2 separate regions of the Mus musculus genome follow, and region 1 is linked to region 2. The links are chromatin loops, found by intact Hi-C in ENCODE. Cell type or tissue: left cerebral cortex. All regions are shown on one strand. Each heading gives the region's core, and the rest is flanking DNA. Links, peaks and the distances in the headings are about the cores only. Region 1 holds the start of Sorcs1 (sortilin-related VPS10 domain containing receptor 1). Region 2 overlaps Sorcs1 (sortilin-related VPS10 domain containing receptor 1).

Evidence for each region. Peaks named below come from ENCODE experiments on the same cell type or tissue, not always from the same donor. Only the 100,000 strongest peaks of a DNase experiment are listed, where the experiment ranks them.
Region 1: a loop joins it to region 2, with 4 times the contacts of the local background. A loop is called at or near these places in 2 of 42 quality-filtered maps.

The regions. Positions count from the first base shown.
Region 1 is chr19:50,675,307-50,683,646 of GRCm38, reverse strand. Sorcs1 (sortilin-related VPS10 domain containing receptor 1) reads left to right here and starts at 5,001. Exons shown (of 26, transcript NM_021377.3): 1 at 5,001-5,736. The coding sequence starts at 5,179. Gm26629 (predicted gene, 26629) reads right to left here and starts at 6,242. Exons shown (of 8, transcript NR_166832.1): 1 at 6,131-6,242. In left cerebral cortex, for the core only: CTCF peaks have their summits at 286, 4,645 and 4,844; DNase peaks (open chromatin) are centred at 5,523, 6,488, 6,840, 7,556 and 1 more place; H3K4me3 peaks cover 3,323 bases; H3K27ac peaks cover 2,224 bases.
Region 2 is chr19:50,414,824-50,423,163 of GRCm38, reverse strand. The region is part of intron 2 of Sorcs1 (sortilin-related VPS10 domain containing receptor 1); the gene reads left to right. Among named protein-coding and RNA genes, the nearest start is that of Gm26629, 260 kb to the left of the region's middle. In left cerebral cortex, for the core only: no CTCF peak of the experiment used is centred there; DNase peaks (open chromatin) are centred at 3,648 and 3,990; H3K27ac peaks cover 204 bases.

The DNA of each region.
Region 1 (8,340 bases), core at 199-8,198, 260 kb before region 2:
CATATATATCACAAGATGGCAGTAATGTTAGTTCATGCCCCTCTTTTCCTAAATATTTATATAAATCGCCTTTGTAGCTTGAAATGATTGTGTAAGCAATGCCTGACAGCCAAATAAAAATAATGTGAGACTTTAATTCATGTATTTATCAGCTGGCTGCAACAAAGTAGGATTGTGTGGGGAAGAAGAGACTAATAGTCTGTGTTAAGTTTGTCTCTAACTCCATGACCTTGGATAAATGTATATTTATTCTGTAAGATGCAGGCAAAACCTGCCCCCTACCTATCTTCTGAAGCTGCTGCAAGATTTACTGAACTAGAAGAAAATGCTGTTTATAGATCTGGCGAGACAGAAGTCACATAAATGCAAAGCAGTAGGATTAATCCCATGAGTTTTACAAAGTTAAGCTGGCTCTCATAACTTCCCCATATGTCAGGTAGATAATCTTAGCCTGGCTTTTCCAAACATGAGGGCTTAAGTACTTCTGCTAAAGCAACCTGGATTGTCTGAGAAGAGACACACTGACTTGATTTTGACTGTGCTCAGTATTTGTTTGATACCTAAAAGTACTTTAAAGGGCAGTTTAAACTGTTTTCTCTTGGCAAGCTATGGGAATGGCCTGAGTATTGTTCTACCTGGTTTTCCTCTGTGGTTCCTCGTGGTGTTTATCTGAAATGCAAGCCACTTTGTTTCAATGGTATCCAAGGAAAGCCAAGTATTGGGGAGCTATTAAAAGACATTGTTCTATTGATAAAGTGTGTAATAGGATTTAATGCAGGCTGAAGTCAAGGTAGCCCTCAGAGAAGGAGCAATGGAAGGCAGGGAAATGAATGAAGCAGTCAGCTGGGAGTTTATGGCACCTGCTGATTATTCCATTGGTAGGCTGAAGGAGGAGAATCACAAGGTTGAGGCCACTTGGTCTGCAGAGTGAGACCATTTTTTGAAAAAACCAAAGCGAAGAAAAGTTAGTTAACTGTAGCTCTTGCAGAAAGATCATGGCAGTGATGACAATTCTACCTTGCTTAGCATCTCTTCCTCGTGCACACCAAACGAAGGCAAGAGGACATGAACCACTAAGACTCTAACCTCCTCTCCCTCCACAATATAATCCCTTACTCACTTTTTCCAGCACTGCTGGTTCAATGTTAATGAAACTGACTAAGCGTTTACTGAACGCTGAATCTATAGAAAGTTACCAAAAGGGGTTGTCTGTTGGTGGAATTTTGAGTAGAGAGACTTCCAAGAGAAATGGCTAAGCAGAAGCCTTGTCTTGGGCACTACATGGTAGGCTAACCCTTAGTGGTAGCTGTTTAGCATAATCTGAAAAACTGGGCAAGACAGGAAGACTCAGGTGAGAGAACATTCACAGAAGTGCCACAGAAGTGGATACATTTAAAGTCTGTAGCAATATGGAGGATACTTCTGATTTACAGTGATTCTTGCTAGGTGAGAAGTGGGTAGTGTTTCCCACACAGCTAGGCAGTCTTTTTTTTTTTTTTTTTTTTTGAGAGCTTAATAAGCTAAGCACAGAGGGAGACACTGGGAGAAAGAGCAGATTAATACAGCTACTATCGGCTTTATCCACACAATGTTTTGAGGGAGGTTATTAATAGACAAAGAAAAGAGACACAGGATTGAATGACACTGAGAAGGCACTATTGAGAGACTGCCACAGGAAAGAAAGGCCAAGGATGCTACTCCTGATGATGCATTTGGCCAAGATCTTGACAGCAATGGCTTATCTTTTTTCCGTGGGGAATCTTTAAAAACCTTCCTCATGGGAATCAGAAATGTATAATCTCTTCAGGCCTATGACATTAATTTTCTAGTAACATTTTCACAGACCATAAAAACAACACCTATGGGGGCTGGAGAGGCAGTTCAGCCTTCAGTCAATCATCGCTGATGTTAGTAACCTAAAGGCATGAGTTTCATCCCCTAAACTGACGTAGCAGAAGGAAAAAACTCATTCCCAAAAGTGGTCCTCTGACCTCCACACTCACACGGTGGCAGGTTTATCCCCATACATATATACACACAAAAATATATACAAATAGATGTAAGAATATAATAACCTATATCTTATAGATTAACCAAACATACTAAGAAACAGAATTCATGTGATTCACCTGTTGCTGTGGATTCCCAACAATGAGAAATTAATGGTTTAGAACATTCTAGTAACCTCTCCTATGGCTTGTTGATAAAAGTCATTAGGGAAATAAAATGAACACACATTCATATACACTACTACCTGGGGCCAATTTTATCTGCATTTGTACAATTTTATCTTCACCAATGGATAATGGAAATTATGCCTTAAAAATTTTAGCTCTCCTCAATGAAGTCTCAAATGACCCATGAACAGTCACTTTAGAATGACCTTCTTTGGGAATTTTCTCTTTTGTTTTTATTAATGTTGGGTTTTTTTTTTCTGAGCCAAGATTTCACTCTGCATCCCAGACTGCTCTTAAAGTAATTATTTAGCCCAGGCTGGCTTCAAACTAGGCCAACCCTCAGCTTCCCTACTGCTAGGATTACAGCCATGAGGCCCACACCTGTCTTTTGTGGTGTCATCTTAACACACGTGTGAAAAGATCTAAGTTCTAGGAAGAAAATTCCACTCCATTTGTAGCATTTTATTGAGGATGGTATTTATTTTAATACTGGAGATTTAATGCAGCAATATCTAAAGCCAGGAAGCTCTAATTAATCTCGACTTGGACTCTTTTTGCTTTGTTCCAGGCTTCCTTCTTAGATGGGACTTGACTGGGTTCCTCATCTTTACTCTGTGTCTTTCCTTTCCTGGAGGAACTCTCACTCACCTACCCAGATTGGAAAGGAGGTTAACAAAGTATGGAAAGGAAGCATTGAGCAGGTGATGACCCTGCCTTGCTCTAATATCTTTTCTAAGGGAAGGAGCAAGCCTACCTGGGGGGGGGGGGGCTGCGGAGGAGGTTTGATGCAGTGGACAGGAAGCCTGGGGTAGGAGATCAGACTACTGATTCTTGCCATTCTGTGACAGCTACAGCCTGCCAGGATATGTTTCTGTTTTAGCAGGGTCTGTATTTGTGTAGTGATGGCACTTTTCAAAAGAGCCCTTGGCTTTTAATCGCTGGAGGACACGTTTAGGCACCCAGCTTTGATTCTTGATATAAATAGTTCCTATGTGCTTGCTCGTTGACTGCTTTTGTTATAAGAACAATGCTATTTTTATTAGTTTCGGTTATTTTTTTATCTATTTGTCTATTTATTCATGTGTCTATTTATTTTTTAATTTACATAAGGCTCCACTCTGTAGCCTAAACACATCTGCAACTTTGTCCTGTCCTATCCTATCCTTGAATTAATGGAGACCATTCTGGTTCAGTCTCTCCGGGATTGGGATTGCAGTGTGCTGTAGGAACCATCATGATGTCACATCTCCCCGGAATAGATTTTTATCATAAAGTTGTTCCTCTGGAGTATCATCAGGAAGGTTTCATTAACTGAAGATTAATTATCACTGTGTATTACTTTCAAGTGGGGCTCATCACAAACTTTGAATTTTGTAGAGTAAGATGATGATTCCAAGTGCAAAACTGAACAAAAATCAAACTGCACACGGGAATTAACACTATTTCATAACATCTGTTCATTCAATCCATAAACATTCCTTCAATAATTTTATAATTCTCATGTGCTCAAGAGGACATTATTTGGTGCGTGGAAATGGTAAAGAGATGCGATGGCATTTAAACCTTGGCATCAACTAACAATTTGAAAAAGGCCTGGCTTTAGATGAACTGCAATTTCCAAAGCGCTCCCACCTACTATAAATCATTACCTCAATTTCTGAGTAGAGGCAGGGGATCTTGGGTGGATTGATATTATAATCACATAATTACAGAATTTTAGGGTCACAAAGGATTTTAAAGGTCATGTATTGCAACCACTTAATTTAATATTTGGGAAGCACAATTACCTGAAGGTCCCACAGCAAACACTTTCAAGCGCGGGCTTGCTGGGGGGGGGGGGATCTGAATGCATGTGTTAGCAACCCTGAGCTAGACACCAGTGATGCCAGAAGAATACAACACATTTCCTCTATTTGTTGATATACAGATCTATAACAAACTCACAACACATACTCATCAAGCCAATCACTTACATTTGCTACCATTCAGTGCACTGTTACCAAACACAGAGAATAATACGGCAAACAGGTCACTTCGGAGTCTCCCTTCTCTCAAGGAGCTTATGGTCTCTTAAGGACAGTTGCCAAGATGTATATAACTACAAAATACTTGGGGAATCTTAACTTTAATTGTGTTGTCAACTGTGAGTGCTTTCAATACTGGAGAGTGCTTAAAAAGACCTGAAATCTAGGAGGAATCACAGAGGAGAGAAAATCTCACCAACTATATATATATATACACACACACATAGACTGAGCAGGACACACACACACACACACACACACACACACACACACACACACACACAGTTTATTGCACCACTCTCTGCTGCCTTCTGAGATCTTCTCCAGGCCTGGGCACACAAAGTAAGGACTACATGCCAACTCACCCAGTTTAAGAGGGAGAGCAAGAGCCCACTCATCTTCTAAACTGGAAAAGACCAGAAAAAGAGAAAAGGGGAGAAACAACCACAGAGAGAAGGGAAAACAGGAATAGGAAACCCTTCACAGCGCCTGCTCCGGGAGCCTGGGGCTGCTCGCCCCAAGAGGAAGGGTGCTTGCTCGGGCTGCTTGCGGGGACTCGGCGCGCCTTGGGGAGGGTAGGCGACAGCGCAGCCCGCGCCCGCAGCCCTGGACACAGCGCAGCTCGGAGACGGGACGCAGTGCCCCGGAGCCCCGGCAGAGCCCGCCCTCCCTCCCGCGTCGCCAGCCGGCGCGCGGCGCCCTCTCCGCCCGTGACTTCAGTTCGGCTCCACCCCCGCGCGGCGGCGGCGGCGGCGGTGGCTCGCAGCTCCGTCCCAACCCGCGCGCTCCGCACAAGCCCAGCCTGGGCGAGCGGCAGGCACCTGCCCGGCGCCGCCTCCGCGCGCCCCGCCGCCGCCCAGCCCAACTTGGATGGAGTTGTGGTCCTGAGCGCACGCCCTGCCGCCGTCAGCCTGTAGCCTCGCTCCGCTGCCTGCCTTCGGTCCGGGACCCCCTCTCCGCTTCTCTACGCTCCAGAGATGGGAAAAGTTGGCGCTGGAGACGGCTCCTCGGCCGGGCTGAGCGCGCTCCTTGCAGGAGCGGGGCTTCTGATGCTCTTAGCCCCCGGCGTCTGCAGCAGCCTCTCTTGCTGCCCTCCGCAGCACCCTAGCTCGACCCCACGCCGGACCCTTACCCCAAGAGGCTTTCCTCACCCGGGACCTCTGGGTCGGGCTCCTGCCACGCCCCCGCCCCTCTTCATGAGACCCCTGTTCGCAGTGGCCCCCGGGGACCGTGCGCTGTTTCTGGAGCGAGCTGGGGGCAGCAGGGTGTCAGTGGCGACCGCTGCACGCTCTGGCCGTAGGAGACGGAGTGGAACGGAACCCGAGAAGATTGAACCCGGAGAGGGTGCGAGTCGGAGCCGCCGGGACATGCTAAAGGATGGAGGGCAGCAGGGGCTTGGGACTGGCGCACGGGACCCGGACAAAGCCACCCGCTTCCGGATGGAGGAGCTGAGACTGACCAGCACCACATTTGCTCTGACAGGAGACTCAGCACACAACCAAGCTATGGTCCACTGGTCTGGCCACAACAGCAGCGTGAGTAGAATGGAACTGGGGGCAAAGGGGCGAGAGAAGGAAAGGGTTACCTTTCACTGTAAGAGCTGGCGGAGAATTGGGGGCGGAGGGGGGGGGGGCAAAGAGGTTTCTTTCTTGGGAGATGCTGCACAGTGAAGTCTTCCCAGCTAGCCTCCCCCAAGAGTTAATGGTGCCTACTAGGGTGCCCCCACCGCCACCTTCAGAGTGTTCTCCAGATCAAAAGGTTCAAATTGGAACGGACCAGGCAGATCTTTTTTATTTCTTCAATGGCACTGGAGAGTAGAACTGAAGACCAAATATGGGGGTTGTATGTGCGTTAAAGTATTTTTAATGAAGATCTGAAAGGGTTAAATCTCCAAGCCCACTGAAATCCCCTGAAGGGACATTTCCTTACCTGATAGACTGATGGAGCACACGGAGAAGTCGCCTCTGTGGGCTTTTTATTTTATTTTTATACAGAGCTCCTAGCCCCTTGTTCTACCCCGGAGAAGGCAAACTGCAGTACGATATAAGGTGCCCTTTGGTATTAGAAATCTATTTGGGAACCAAACGGATGCAAGTTTCAGTGCAGAGGCTCCCCAGCATCTCCTGACAGCATTAGCAAGTGCATCTTGAGAGCCAGGCTTTTCTAGCCCATGAAAGGGCAGTTGTTCTCTGGCATGGTCAGCCTGGGGAAGATCAGATAGATAGATCCCAGTGACAACAACTCCCTGTTTTCCCACCGACTGACCTCCTCTAGGGAGGAGCTGAAATAAAGATTTGAGTTACCCTTTATTAGGAAGACAGGGACGAGATTTCAGGCCCTGGGAGAAGATTTAGGGTGCAAGTCACTGGTTCTGTCAGGAGCTTCCGATTTTCAGAGGAGCCTGAATGTTTGAAATGTGAGGAAGCTACCCAGTTTAGCCCAAACCTAGAAACTTCAATGCGCTGAAATAGTAACGAACCAGCTTTGATGGTAATAACTGAAGACGATTTTAAAAGCGTGTAAAGTTCTCTAGGCTGCCGTGCCATGAAGCCGATAAGAAAAGTTAGAGGTTTATAAAACGGGGATTAGGAGTGGGGGAAGGGTCTCAGCTAGACCTTCCGCTGATGGAGTTGTGTCTGTAATGTGTACAGTCGATGCAACATGGTACCTTTGAAAATGTTGCCAGGAAGCTTGCCAACAAGTGCCACTTCACTGAGCTGTGTTCACTGTTGGGTTTTTAATGGGAGTTGAAACTGTTTTAAAATATACTGTGTCATGCATTAGGCGGTGTAGTCTACCCTCTACTGAGGACAGCCCCTGATTTCTAGCTAACACAGCCTTCATGAGGGGCTGCTGCTGCCGGAGGTTCTCAGAAATCCTTTTAAGCAAAATCTAAAGTTGAAATTATTTCTATTCAAGTTCTGGGCACTCTTGTCGTGGTGTATTATGTTAACCATATCTTTTGTATCATAGTTACTAAACTGAACCATTTAATTTTAACTTGAATCTTCCTATACTGATTAATAAACTCTGGCTCCATTAGGTGATTAACCCAGAGCTCTGGCTTCAGGAGGAGATTTTATTTGAATGCATCAAATGTGTTAGGTCTTGTTGTATTAAGAAAAAGAAAAAAAAAGATAAAACTTTGGACGCAAAATAGTTCTGGCTTTTAACGTAATTCAAGTTGTAAAATATACCTCACCCATTAGACCTCTACTTTGGTTCATCTCTTAAAAAGATCTTGGAAAGAGAGTATATCCTTGGCAAATTTTAACCTCCATTTAGAAATGGCGCCAAGCACTGCCAGATTTTTTTTTTTTTTTTGTGCACAAGAGCAGAATGGAGCTTACTAGAGTTGGGGTTTAGGGCAGGAATATGAATCTAAAAAAAATGTAGGAAATAATGAAGATGGTGAGTGTTAAAGGTCTGAACATTGAAATTATGTTAAGCACAGCAATGAGGGGGGGTCTCATACCTCCCAGTTTCCTCCCCTCTCCTTCCAGGTCCAGCTCTGAGCATCGCATGGAACTGCTTTGTCTGTTTTATTCTATATCGATGATGAAGAAAGAGAAAACACTGTTTATCCAGGTCCATTAAGGAAAGCAGACCTGGCTTATCTGGACCAGACTCCAGATAAGAGGGAAAACATTAAAGTATTTTGTAAAATGAAAAGGTGCAGAAAGACACTTTGGACAACTTTGTTCAACAAAAGCATTTCCCGCTCAGCTCTTTAATGTTGTACACAGCATGTGATCCATGCTGTGGGTGTGAGATTCATCTACACTGGGGGAATACTTCTAGATGAATATCCAAGAATCATATGTCAAGTTACTCAGGAATAGGTCCTGTGACAAAAGTCTTTTGTAATTATTCTCAATTTCATTATATTAGTCCAGAGTGCGGAATCTACTTCTTTTAACCTGGGGGGAGGGGGGGGCAAGCTTAGGAGATTCCCATGTTTTATACTTAGATCTCTCACTATCTCATGCATCTCCTTTTTGGTTCTCAGAGATGCAGGTAACACACCTCTAAGCCTGTGTCACATTAGGTAAACTCCTGGGTTTAGAAAAGCCTCTGACTACAATAGCACCTGCCTTCAAGGTAGGACTATAAGGCAATTATCGGCTGCCTGTCAAACT
Region 2 (8,340 bases), core at 103-8,102:
ATGGAATACCAATTAGCGTGATGGTCAGCAGGGGGCAGCACTGGGCCTGTGCCCCCATGGATGAGTTCATGTTCTCTGAAGGAGAAAGTTATTTGAGGTGCAACAGAGTTGGGTTAGGAACCAAGGGCTCCAGCCAAAGCCAAGAAGAGAGTACAAGATTATTCAATTAGTAGAGACAGAAAAATAAAACAGAACATATGTCCTGTTTTTCATAGGTTATTCTTTTAGTTTCTCACTCTAAAATTACAGAATTTGAACTCTCTCTTTCCTCAGTTACCTTTCCTGGGTAAGAAAGATAAGTTACTAATTCATAGAGTTATATAAAATATTAAAGTAAAAAATGTATTTCTGGATAAGGTCTTATTTGCATTTCCCAGGAAGAAAATCTTAGAGTAGGATTCTGGTTGTGAGTCTCACTTGGTAATGATCTCTGGAACCAAGTTGGAGAATGCCGAAGCGTTAGGCAGGGACTCAGTCAGTCAGTTAGGATGTTAGTAAGAATATCAGTTTAAGTAATGGCGGGCAAGCTCAGAGCCAGGTGATCTGAGGGCTGAGCTTGCCTGTCAGGGTGATCTATAAAAACAGTGAGGGCTGAGCTACAGGGAACAGTCCCTCACCAGGGAGCAGCCACACACTAGAATTACAGACATTTGTGAGCTACAGTGTGGGTTCTGGGAATCGGATGTGGGTCCTCCGGAAAGGCAGTCAGTGCTTTTTAATCATGGCGCTATCTCTTCTGCCCTAGAATAGATTCTTCTGTGGTTATGTTATACAGCATTTAAATTCACATTTTTGCTAATCATTTATTATTTGCTGTTTACCTTATACCGGGGAAATGATGTTAAACCAAAAAAGCAAGTTAGAGTGATTTTCTACTTTTGATATAAAAAATGGGTTTCAACATGATGGTGTCAACTGTAAATACTAAGTAAAATATTTATCTCAGAAGCTACCAAAGAACAAAGAGTACAGTGGTCATTCAAGACATTTCATAGGGGCTTGAGAGAAGAATAAGTACTTAAGAGCTCTTGCTCTTCTTGCAAAGGATCATAGTTTGATAACCAGCACCCACATGGTAGCTGACAATCATACTTAACTTCAATTTCAGGGGATCTAAAACCTTTTTCTGGCCTCCACAGCCATGGCACACACACCCAGTACTCATACATACATACATGCAGGCCAATACATTCAAATAAAGTAAAAATAATAGATATATCTTTTTAAAACCCAGAGCATTGGAGATACATAACCCGGTATTTGGCAATTGGAAGTGGACAATGACCCGCTGAGAGTAAACATCAAAACTGATTCTCTTATAAATACAGGAGAAGGAACAGTCACTGGCCATCTGGCATTTTATATATATATATTTTTATTAGGTATTTTCCTCATTTACATTTCCAATGCTATCCCAAAAGTCCCCCATACCCTCCCACCCACTTCCCTACCCTCCCACTCCCACTTATTGGCCCTGGCATTCCCCTGTACTGGGGCATATAAAGTTTGCATGTCCAATGGGCCTTTATTTCCAGTGATGGCCGACTAGGCCATCTTTTGATACATATGCAGCTAGAGACACGAGCTCCGGGGTACTGGTTAGTTCATAATGTTGTTCTACCTATAGGATTGCAGATCCCTTTAGCTCCTTAGGTACTTTCTCTAGCTCCTCCATTGGGGGCCCTGTGATCCATCCAATAGCTGACTGTGAGCATCCACTTCTGTGTTTGCTAGGCCCAGCCATCTGGCATTTGAAACACACTGGCAAAGTGAAAATTTTCATTGAACGGGTGAGTGTCTCATGAGCTGACATGAGAAAATAATAATTTTCCCTCTCTTCTCTTTCTTATTCTATGTACCTCACTACTTTTTATTTTTACTTCTAAAAGAAGAACTATTATACAATTTTTATTAGTTTTACTTATGTCTATGTATGTGTGTGGGTATGTGAATGACACCTGTATGTAAGAACCTATGGACACAGAGGAGGATGTACGATCCTATAGAGTAGGAGTTACAGGCAGATATGGGAACCTGACATGGGGGCTGTGAGCTGAGCTCAGGTCGTCCGGAAAGGCAGTATTCTTTTAACCTCTAAGCCATCTCTTTATCCCCAAACAAATCATTCTTGATCAGAGAGTGAGACATAGGATGAAAAGTGGTTTTGTGGAACAAATGCCAACGTGCAGCTCAGTAGTTACTCTCAGAAGAACCTCCAAAGCACTTTCCAAAATCAAAGGGGCACCCCCTCCCCCAAAGCGATCTGATCCACTACGGCTGTCAGGACCTCTTCATGGCTGAGAAGTATGCTCAGAGCTACCAAAGAACAAGGAGTGAAGTGGACATCCAAAACATTTCATAGGGGTTTGAGAGATGACTCAGTAGTTAAGAGCTCTTCTTGCAAAGGATCATGGTTTGATAACCAGCACCCACAGGGTAGCTGACAATCATATTTACCTCCAGTTTCAGGAGATCCAAAACCCTTTTCTGGCCTCCACAGCCATGGCATACATACCCAGTACTCATACGTACATGGAGGCCAATACATTCAAATAAAATAAAAATAATAGATATACCTTTTGTTTTGTCAAAATCTGTGACAACCGCAACCATCACAGGTCATAAAAGGAGGCAGTTTTCTCCATGACAACAGCCAATGGCATGTCACACAACCAGAGCTTCAAAATTCGAATGAATTAGACCGAGAACATTGTGCCTCATTCACCATTTTCACTGACTGCTACATCTTTAAGAATTTTTGAGGAGTTGGGGGTGGGCCAGGGAAAACACTTTTATCTCTAGCAGACACCAGTCCCTTTCAAAAGTCTATTGTGTCTTGAAGCATAGGTATTCTTGCTATCGGGATAAACAAACTTACATTTTGTTAGTAAAAAATATGTTGATTGCATTGTTTCTTGATTAGTAATGATATGTTTGAACCTACTTATAATGACTTAAAATTCACAGCCTAAACTTTCAATTACTTTTGCCTCTACCTATTAATAGGGTGGAAAATCTATCTTCAAGGACTTTATGTGCTATTAAATGACTTTACAAATGTTGTTTGCAAGATACTTTTGTCAAAATGTGAGACTGGAAGTGGGGAGAATAGTTCAGAGGTCGTTATAGAAATTACTGCAAAATCGTGTGTTATCTAGTGACACAGCCAATACTAAACAGTCAGGGTCACTTCTTTCTCTCTTAAGGAGGTAAGATTGAGTCCTCATCACTGGTAAAGGTTGTTGTGGATTCCAGCACCGGGAATAAGCATCAAGCTACCCGGTAAACCATGAAGAGCTGTGTTAACCGAAAAGTAATCTACCTGCAAAGCAAGGAGACCTGGGTAAACATTTCTCTCTGCTGTCACAGTGGGAGTCATGACCAGGCAGCAGGATTCTGCCTGTGAGTACAGAGAGGAAAACAGTGAAGCTGTCTTTAAGAAAAGGCGATGCTACTAACAGAGGCCCTGATGTGTGATTTACAGCAGGACAAAAAAAAAGTGAAGAGCGATCAGAATTGACAACTGAAACCAGCAGCTATTGCGTTGAGAACAAATAAGAAAGAAAAGACGGAAAAAGAGAAATGATGTCATCGGGCTGGCAGCCCTGTGTGTCTCCCACTCCTCCACAAGTCTGGCTCTGACTCCTGTCAGCTTCACTGCCCACATCTTCTCAGCAATGTAACCTAGATCTGCATCCACTTAGGAACCCCTTCCTCCCACATAAAAATGCATCTTTTAATCGGTGATGGTGCCCATGTGTTTGTCACTGGGAGGGTTATTTGCTGTGCAGAGAGGGATGTAGAAATGTTTGTAGTGTCTCTCCTCTCAGGATATATAGCTGATAAAGGTAGATGGTTACCGTATTTGTAATCTACCTGTGAACCACTTTCATAGGGACGTACACACGCAGGTGCACACACTAGCTCAAGCTCACCAGAAGGACAGAAATCCTGCAGAAGAACTTGGCTGTCAGACGTGAAATTAGGTAGGAGGATGATTAGCAGGCTCAGTGCTGTAGGTGGGTTTATTTTAATAGTGTTTGGGACATCACTGGGAAGAACAGCAGATGACTAGCAGGGCTTTAAGGAAAGCTACCCAGGAAAATGACGAGAATTCAAGGAGATATTCCCACAGGACCTTCACAAAGGAAAGCAACGGGACAAGAGGATTTCTCGTTGCTCTGGAGACTTGATTGCCGCCCCAGCACCAGCGGTTTGAAGCCACTGTGCAAATAAACACTGTCAGGTAATGCTCCCTGCTTGAAAGCAACTCCAATCAACTGGCTAATTAAATTGAAGGGGAACTCCCTTTGCAAAAGATAGCTAGTGCTCACAGAGACAACACAAATGGAATCTCATCTTCAAAACCAACAGTGGCAAGAACTGGAGTTAAAGGGCTGGGTCACAGTTATGTCTATGGGAGTTGATTAACGGGTTTGCCAAACTCCAACAGTTTGTTCCATTTTTATGTTTACAACTTCAAGGTAAAATCCAGTGTGTCCCATTGGCCAACCCGTGGATCCAGGTCTGTGCTATGGCTTTGCAGAGTAGAAGAAACTTTATTGACCCATTGATTTGCTGGCCTTCCACAGGGAGGAGCAGGGAACTGTTTTGTTTTGTTTTGTTTTGTTGTTTTGTTCTGTGACAGTGCCTCCTTATGTAGAACTGTCTATGCTGGCACGCATCATTGTAGCCTAGCCTTCAAACTTCAGAGATCCTCCTGACTTAGCCTCTTGAGTGCTGTGATTAAATGTGTGGGTGACCAAACCTGGCCAGAAAGGTCTTCTTAGTTTATCCTAACACTGTTTTGTCTAAAGAAGAAATAATTCTCTGAGAGACATTTGAATATTGGAGAGGAAGCGCATGCACACACACACACACACACACACACACACACACACACACACACACACACACATGTGTCTATTGGGTAAATGGTATATAAGGTTATTATGATAAACTTCACCACTAAGGTTTTAGGTCAAGAAAGAATGCACAGAAACGGTGAGTCTCTTCTGCAGGATGTTCTTAAGGATACAATACAACAGGCAGCTTTTAATAATGCTATTAGAAGCTCATCATGCACAGCTATGGGCCCTCCAACCCTCAGTCGTTTCTGTGTATGTGCACATAAGCAGAACTGCATCTGAGGCATGGCCCATGGAAGTGACGGGGCCAGTGTGCAGAATGTCTGCTCTCTTACCTTGAGTCATTCCACCTTCATGAACTCCAAGAACTGAGGCCCAGCAACGGTACATAAGTATTACCAGTCTGCTCCGGCTGGCGCTTTAGAGCACATCTTCATATTAGTTAAATATAGTGTGTCTGCCAAGTTCATTCCAATGTTGTTGTTTTTTTTTTTTTAATTTTTAGTTAAAACCCCCACACAACATAAAATTAGTTGTCTTAACTATTTTTAACTACACAGTTCAGTGATATAAACTATATTCTGAGACAAAATACCAGGAAGATTTCTCTTAAATACTCATCAAGCCTCGACCCTTTCCCATCCCTCTACACACTCTGAAAAAAACCACCATTCCATTTCCTATTTCTGTGGATTTGACTGCTGGAGGTATGTACCTCCCCCACATAGGTTTAGACTGCTAGTCTTTTTGCTGCTGCCTCGTTACTTTCAGCACAGTTTTCATAAAGTCCATTTTATTGTAGCACACCGTGATTTCTTTCCTTTAGCAGATATCATAGATGGTTCTGTACTTACAGACAGTGGTTAGACTTGCATTGTTGTTTTACATTACAGGGACACGGAAGTGCTTTGAATTCAGTAGAGATCATCCTGAGATTTTAAAATTTCAGTATTTTCCCATGGTAGCTGTACCTAGAAGTTTTACTCCCTCAGCTGCAGGCACGCATAAGCTTCCTAAGCATATCTGAGGTCTGCGCGGCTGGGCTATGATGCTCAGGAGCTCAGGCGAATTAAGGATGTTTGCAATTTATGGCGTTTTCAAGTTATGATGGGCTTATGGGGACATAACCTCATTTTAAATGGAAGAGTATCTGTCGAGATGCATGCAAATGTGTCGGTAGAGTCACATTTTCTTTACCCATCCATCCATCAGTGGCTATTTGGGTTAATTCAACAGTTAGATGACCTCGGATCCTGCTCCTGTGAATTTGGCTATGCAAATCAGTTTGAGAACCTGCGTTAGCTTTTCCTGAATACTTATCCAGAAGCAGGATTGTGAGGTTGCATAGTGACTCTATTTTAAAAACAGTTTTAGGAACTTCTGTGCTATTTTCAATATATATGAAATAGTGGGTGCTTATATATTATACCATATATATATATATATATATATATATATATATATACACACACACATACATATATATATATATATATATATATATATATATATATATTCACTTAATACCACAACACCTATATACAGACATTTGTACATTCTTCTCCACTCTGCAGTTACTTCCATTCTTCCATTCTTCATACTTTTTTTTTCCAACACCATGTCTATCTTTTAAGCAAAATCTACTTGCCCTAAAAGTCAGGGGACACGTACAGAGAAACTAATGAATGCGTGGTAAAGGTGAGATGCAGTCTAAGAAAGGATGTGCCTCAGAGCTTCTTGAGAGTTGCAAATGTCTCCAAATCTATGCTCAGAATGAGAAGAGAGAGAAAGCACACAAGGAACCCAAGGGTAGTGATCAAGACACATCTTCCCTTAGGGAAGAACAAGGAGATAATAAATGAAGTCAGGTCTATGCGGTGTAAAAGCTGCACTAAGGAGGGAGTAATCAGCCATGGCCCAGAATGTGTGAAAATATTAATTTATCAAGTAATTAGAAAATAAAAGGTAAGATAGATTAAATAAAACATACCAGGATATTTCCTCTAGAGATTTTCCCAGTTAACACTGGGGCTATATGTAGTATTAGGAAAGGAAATATTCTGAAATGTCTTTCAAACCAGACAGATATACCACACTTCTCTGCCTCCAAACACCATCCTGACTTCCACCCATTCTATGGGTTGAGAGGTCTGAAACTTGAGGCAGAACAATCGGCCTGATTTTTTACTAAAAACAATTCTGCACTTGGCCACGTTGAGATTTCTGGCAAGGTCCACAGTGATACCCTTGAAAGGTTTGCTTGTTTGTGATGTACTTAATCTAAACTTGGTCGAAACTTTGTTCGAAACTCAGAACCAACTGCTTGATGCTAAGAACTGATGATCCCTTCAGTTTCCTGTCACCTTCACAGGCCGCAGCAGGCTCTCCCAGACAGCCCTGGTTACTGTGGCATAGAAGTTTCCTTTATTGGTTGTCAAGCTTGGGGGTTAATTCTGAAAATACCTTTCTCTAAGGCCTTAGCACCAAATCACATCTCATTCAATGAAGATGACCTCTCCATTCCTTACAGTTGCTGTCAGTATAAATTCGAACCAGAGACTTCAAATAAAAGGTCTCCTCATAGGACTGGGAACAGCAATACCCTTCTTGAATTACCTTTTCAAGAAAAGCCTTTGTCACCTGTTAGCTAGTCCCAGATGCATGCATGAGTACACACACACACACACACACTTCCTAAATACCCATATGCCCCACTAACTTACCACCCAGTGAGGTTTCTTCCCAATTTGCTGTTCATTGGGTTACATCAACTGTGGAAATAAAATATGTCACATGGTCAAATGTTGCTAGATAAAAAATGAATTTGCCACCTGCTGCCTCTACCCGCCCATCTGGAAGATAAAAGGAATTGAATTTACTGGGGGAAAAAATCTTCTTGATTTTTTTTTTTTTTATTTAAGAAACTCCATATGGTAGGGACAGAACCACAGCTGCAGTAGGTAGCTGGAAGTCCACCACTATTATTAATAAAAAAGCGTCTATATGAATTAAAAGCGCTGTCTTATAATGGAAACTTCCTGTTTACTTGAAAACTCATGTTTCCTATAAAAATTGATGATGTATTCAACCTCATGCTGCTGGCCTGAAAGGCTGGCTAATTACCCATTTTTGGAGAATATGAAACATTGAGTAAAAATGTTTCATGTGTCATTTAAGCTGCACGACTCCACTCTCTGTCCTCGTATTTTTTTCTCTAATCAGAATTTCCCCCAAAAAATCGTGACGGAAATAAAGAGGGAAATTAATCGCCCTTTCTCTCTGAAGTTATCAGCGGTACTTCCATCTTTCACTAGACTGAGTGCGTCATGTGGCAATAGCATTTCATACTTTTAAGGTAAATTAGTGATTCATAACTTCTGATCTGTATGATTAGACTGTATGAATTTTATCACTAGCTTCTTATTTCCATCCCACATCTTACTACTGAATACAGCATATTCCAAGCATTGTA